Regions from separate parts of the Homo sapiens genome. Here region 2 is linked to region 1. Evidence: read pairs that join two places in POLR2A ChIA-PET (ENCODE). Cell type or tissue: A673. All regions are shown on one strand. Links, peaks and the distances in the headings refer to the core of each region. The heading gives the core; the rest is flanking DNA.

Region 1 (2,911 bases), core at 142-2,641:
TGCACACAGATATGCATAGAGACGTGCAGGCGCACACACAGATAACACACACAGCAAGCACACCAAGCAGCAGCAGCAGCAGCAGCAGCAGCACACAGCTCCCCACCCACCCTATAGACCCTGCAACCGCCCTACAGCCAGAACGGCCCATGCGGCAGCACACCCCGCACCTTCTTGCCCCGGCTGGACAGGCCTGAGTCGCCCCCGATGCGGCCCTGGAGGTTGTGCTCGTTCTCGCCGTGCCGGCACAGGTAGATGGTACGCGGCTGCACGTGGATGTTCATCAGGTAGTACACGATGCGGCTCTGGATGTGGTCCTGCACCCGGTTCACCAGGAACCTCCGGCCCACGTCAATCACCTTGATCAGCGACAAGTCCCTGCAGAGAGACCCCACCGAGAACCACAGCTCAGGCCACCACCCACAGCAGGATGCACCTGGCCCGTCTCCGAAGATGTGATCCCCAGAGAACAGCAAGGCGGGACCGTAGGCCCCTCCAGGGCACAGACTGAATCCTTCTAAGGGGCAGAGCATATGCGTAAGACAACTCCCACAGCTGGTGTCTGGCTGTGAGGCTGGCCTGCCTCCCAGAAAAGGGGGAGAAAAAAGAAAGAAAATGGAGAAAAAAAGAAAGGGGCCTGTGCAGTGGCTCATGCCTGTAATCCCAGCACTTTGGGAGGCCGAGGCAAGAGGATTGCTTGAGTCTAGAAGTTCAAGACCAGCCTGGGCAACATAGCAAGACCTCATCTCTACTAAAGAAAAAAAAAATTAGCTGGGCGTGGACACCCACACCTGTAGTCCCAGTTACTCATGAGGCTGAGGCGGTAGGATTACTTGAGCCCAGAAGTTTGAACCTGCAGTGAGCTATGATCATGCCACTGCACTCTAGCCTGGGAGACAAAGGGAGACCCTGTCTCTAAGCAAGCAGGCAAGCAAGTAAGTAAGTAAATAAATAAATAAATAAATGGAAAGAAAGGAAAGAAAAAAGAAAGGAACTATCGGAGGGACAGTAGCAAAATCAGGCTCAACTCTATGTTGACTTCCTGTACTTCTACACAGTGTTCAAAATATTCCCACTGAATATGATTTGTCATCAAGGATTGTTTTTAAAAGATATTTTCAAAGAGAGTTGATAAAGGTATCCAGCGGCTGTATGTGGATCACCTGAGGCCAGGAGCTCAAGACCAGCCCGGGCAACATAGCGAGACCTCATCTCTACAAAAAAAACTGTCTTAAAAAAATTTTTTTAAAGGTATCCAGGAGCAAATCCTTTGTGGGAACATCAAGAATTCAGTAAGAACCCTCATGTGGGTCTTGCAGAGACGGCCAGCCACGGGAATCACCTGTCGCATTTGTCGGGGTCGAGGGGCTGGTAGCTGGCTTCATAGCAACTGATCCTCTTCATGAAGTCGTCCATGGCTTCTGCCGAGTTGCAGTCTTTGTAATCCGGGCTGGAGATTTTAACTTCCTGCAACACCACAAAGGGGTGGCTGATAAATCACGCTGGAAGGCTTTCTGCTGAGATTAAGCAGGATTTGGGGCTTTCAAAAGGGGAGCGCACAGAAGGCTCAGTATAAAGATTATCCGGCCCAGCGTGTAAGAGAAAGGGAGAAAGATGCTGGGGGCTGAGTCACAGCCTGATGTTACATGGGGAGGATTCCCTGGGGAGATGGAGAACTGAAGCCGGAAGGACAGAGACAGGAAACCCACAGGGATTCCATAATGAACACCTCTGAATGCTCCAGCAAGTCAGGATCTGTCCCGTGCCCGAGTCACCGCCAGACAGCCTGGCGCTGAACTCAACCGAGCTCCACGTGAGGATCCGCAATGCTCCCCGTGCCGGGAGGAGGCTGCTGGTTCTAAGGTATGCTCAGGAGTTCCCAGAGATGCCTCTGGCCTTGTGTGGTTTCTCCTCCACCCCCCACTGCCTGAGGCAGCCCCAGTGTGACCAGTCCGTGGTTAACTGCTTCTCCAACTAGGGCTGTGCCGGCTCCTTTGCAGGGCTCGCTCTCCTAGGCAACAACACAGGTCTACCAACACCCACAGTGGCACAGGCCCCAGAAACCAGGTGGATTTTAGGGAAACTCAGCATTTCTGAATGCCTGGGCTCTTTTTCTCATCAACCACTGCCGTCACTGAGAGGCAGCCACTCTTCAAAGATCGAGTCAGTCGGGAGCTGTGCCTGTGTCCTGGCACAGTTTCAGCCGGGGAAGATGAGAAAGTCCTGCGGATAGAGTGTGGCGGTTGCCCAACAATGGGAATATAATTTGCTGCTGTACTGCACACTTAAAAAATAGCTAAAATGGCCGGATGCAGTGGCTCACGCCTGTAATCCCAGCACTTTGGGAGGCCAAGGCAAGCAGATCACTTGAGGTCAGGAGTTTGAGACCAGCCTGGCCAACACAGTGAAACCCCCGTCTCCTCTAAAAATACAAAAAAAATTAGCTGGGCGTGGTGGCGCACACCTGTAATCCCAGCTATTCGGGAGGCTGAGGCAGGAGAATCGCTTGAACCCGGGAGGCAGAGGTTGCAGTGAGCCAAGACCGTGTCACTGCATTCCAGCCTGGGCAACAGAAGGAGAGTCCGTTTCAATAAATAAATAAATAAATAAATAAATAAATAAATAATAAAAATGATTAAGATGGTAAATTTTACATTATGTATATTTTACCACAATTTAAAAAAAAAATCTAAGTTCACAAATGCCTGGCTCTACCAAGCTGCTTTGAGATTTCATCAGAAAGAGATTTCTGAACATGGTGGGTTGGGGCAAATGATTATCTGCTAGTGGACAACCAGACAAATGCTAAACTCCTTGCTAAGCACATTGGTGACCACTCACTGGGAAAAATGACTTCACAGCTGCACCCTGCTGTCTACCAAGGGGAACAACGAGTGCCCAGCCAAAGAAA
Region 2 (2,911 bases), core at 211-2,710, 210 kb before region 1:
AGGTACACATCCAAGCTAAGAAAGCCCATTGACATGATCCTCTTGGTACAAATACCACATGTTCACTGGAAGAAATAGAATAGAAAACCCAGCCTGCAGCACACACGGCCCAGGGCAGTTACTTCCAGCCTACTTTGCTGAAGCATCTCATTAGAACAACATGAGCGAGGTTTTGGCCCCTTCCTGAGACACTTACGCCATCTATCTAATCTCGTTTCATCCAAATGTCCTTAAGAAGCAGAGACCAATCATTTATCATTTAGTATCATTGTTTCAGGAGAAGGGATATAGGGCAAGTCACTTATTCCTTTTGCTTCCTTTTTTTTTTTTTTTTTTTAAGGAGTCTTGCTCTGTTGCCCAGGCTGGAGTGCAGTGGTGGTGCGATCTCGGCTCACTGCAACCTCCACCTCCCAGGTTCAAATGATTCTCCTGCCTCAGCCTCCCGCATAGCTGGGGTTACAGGCGTCCACCACCACACCCGGCTAATTTTTGTATTTTTAGTAGAGATGGGGTTTCACTATGTTGGCTAGGCTGGTCTCAAACTCCTGACCTCAGGTGATCCACCCACCTCAGCCTCCCAAAGTGACGGGATTACAGGCATGAGCCACCGTGCCCAGCCCCTCTTTGCTTCTAAAACATCAATCAGCTCCATGTGATGACTCCTGCTGTTTTATGGTTTGTATAAATGTATGGGGTGCAGGTGTCATTTCGTTACCTATGTGGATTGCACAGTGGTGATGAAGGGCTTTTAGTACCCACTCCATTTTCTGAGTCTACAGAAAAATATATCTTACCGTGAACTTGGTGCTTCTTTTCTATGCTGAAAACAGGCAACCGAGATAAAATGAGGATAGAAGATGCGTGATCTGCAGATAAACAAAATGGAAAGACAGCTTATTCACTTACTCTGCAGGCATCTACTGAGCATCTATGTTGTGCACGGCACTATGCTAGCTTCTGTAAGGAATAGATATGTCAATGGTGCCCGGCCTCCAGAGCTTACAGTGTGGTAGGAAAGAAGACAACCTTGGAAAAAAGATACAATGTGCTAATTCTCCAGTGGAGCGAAGATGTTGTGTGGTACACAGATGAGAGATTATCCATCAGGATGAGGGGGAAGGAGGCCGCTTGTCATCAAAGTGCTAGATCCTCTGAAGCTCGGCTTCCTCAGCTGACAACTGGGATGATGAATTTGTTTCTCTTAGAATTTGTTTGAAAATCACTGAGGCATCTAGCACAGTGCCTGCCTCTCAAAGAACATTGGTTGGAGTGGATGATGTATCAGTCGTAAGAATCATGAGTGATGTGAATGATGTATGATAGGGTGATCAATCCTGAATATGACTTGAACAGAAGAGAGAGAGCTCCCTGTCAGGGGAGGTAATCAAAGAAAGTTTCACAAGGAAAAGGGGGTGAAAGCTGAGCCCTGAAAGATAAGGCAGAATTTAAAGATGAGGGGAGGGAAGCAGGAGTCGACTAGGGGAGGGTATCTCATGGCAAGATGGAAATGTCATTAGTGAGGGACAGAGACAGGAAGGCAGGTGGTGTTTTCGGTGAGCAGAAATGTCTGGACTGGAGAGGGTCCTAATGGGAAATGGAAGGTCCTGTGAGTCAGCGTCAGACTCCAGAGAGCCTTGAATGCCAGCCGAGGACCCGAGGATGTCAGAACTCTCCAAGCCCTAGAGATCACCTTGTCTAGCCCTTCCTTTACACACGAGGAAACTGAGACTCAGAAAACTTATCCAAGGCGACGTGGGTAGTCAGTCTCTCGGATAGCTGTCGTGTTATTTCCACCGTGCAGTGGCTTTCTAATTGGGTACTTTGGAACCCCAAGTTTCCCTAGAGAGTCCTCAGCAGTCCCCATATGGTAAGGGGGAGAGAGGAAGTTGAGACTGCTAAGAATTTGCCAATCAGATACACCGGGTGATTGCACAAACATTTCACCCGGAACTTTAAAAGATTCTCCTACTTTTTTTTAAAAAAGCGAAAAAACTTCACTTTACAATAGCATGTTGTTTGGTCTTTATATTTTTTTGGTAGAACGGAGCCTTTGAAGATTTTCAAGTACTCAGATAACACAAGTGAAGCACTATTTCAGAACATGCAGGCTGGCTATGTTTATGAGCAGTAAAAACAAGAGACTCGCAATTTAGGTGTGAATGGAGGTCAAGTCCCTGGGAAAGCCTCCTGGAAAATCACGCGTTCCACCATGTTTTCTGTTTTAAAGAACCTTAGGCTCCTTAAAATGCCCTATAACTCATGGTTACTTCATAAATAAACATCTAGCTGATGTAAGAATAACCGGTAACTACTCCAGACACCCAGGGGACCTGTTACTTTTCTAAGTTAATGTTTAGACTCTCCTGTTTCTTAATGCCCTTGACAGGTTTTATTTAAGTTTGAAAAATATCCAAGTTTCTTTCCTGTCTTGCCAGTGTTCATTTTAACTTCTTAGGCAGAAAGAACAGGAGAAGGAACAGTGCAGAGAGGAATGTACATATGTATGTATGTGCCAGCTCAGAAATTATTAGATGGACCTTGAATTAAATATTGCTCCTCCAGCAGGTTTGCAGGAGCTGAGGGTAATTCTCTTCACTCAGATGCCTTGTAGAGTCCAAAGCTGACTGTCTGGGACTAGTTTCTATTATACCTGAGTCCCCACAATGCTGGAATCATTCTAAGAATGCAGCTTTGTAAGAAATCAGACTGGAGTGATGGATAATTGATCAAATGACAAATTATCACTGACTCTATGCTGTTGGGTGTAACAGACCAGGAGTTATACTGCACAAATGCGTGCGTGTGTGTGCATGTGTTCCTGTACGTGTGTGTATGCGTGTGTATGCCTGTCCGTGTGCGTGTGCTCACATTTGTGTTTTAGTGGGTGTGCAGGTGTATGTGTTCATGTCCA

Evidence for each region. Peaks named below come from ENCODE experiments on the same cell type or tissue, not always from the same donor. Only the 100,000 strongest peaks of a DNase experiment are listed, where the experiment ranks them.
Region 2: POLR2A ChIA-PET joins it to region 1 with 9 read pairs; 2 of 35 experiments call an interaction of 5 or more read pairs at or near these places.

The regions. Positions count from the first base shown.
Region 1 is chr10:6,218,125-6,221,035 of GRCh38, reverse strand. PFKFB3 (6-phosphofructo-2-kinase/fructose-2,6-biphosphatase 3) reads right to left here. Exons shown (of 15, transcript NM_004566.4): 7 at 1,343-1,467; 8 at 171-378. Among named protein-coding and RNA genes, the nearest start is that of PFKFB3, 17 kb to the right of the region's middle. RefSeq lists enhancers at 1,431-1,930, 1,931-2,432. In A673, for the core only: no CTCF peak of the experiment used is centred there; DNase peaks (open chromatin) are centred at 545, 1,615 and 2,165; H3K4me3 peaks cover 1,068 bases; H3K27ac peaks cover 2,344 bases.
Region 2 is chr10:6,431,457-6,434,367 of GRCh38, reverse strand. The region is part of intron 16 of PRKCQ (protein kinase C theta); the gene reads left to right. Among named protein-coding and RNA genes, the nearest start is that of LINC02656, 83 kb to the right of the region's middle. RefSeq lists a cis regulatory region at 1,489 and an enhancer at 1,405-1,574. In A673, for the core only: no CTCF peak of the experiment used is centred there; no DNase peak of the experiment used is centred there; H3K27me3 peaks cover 2,500 bases.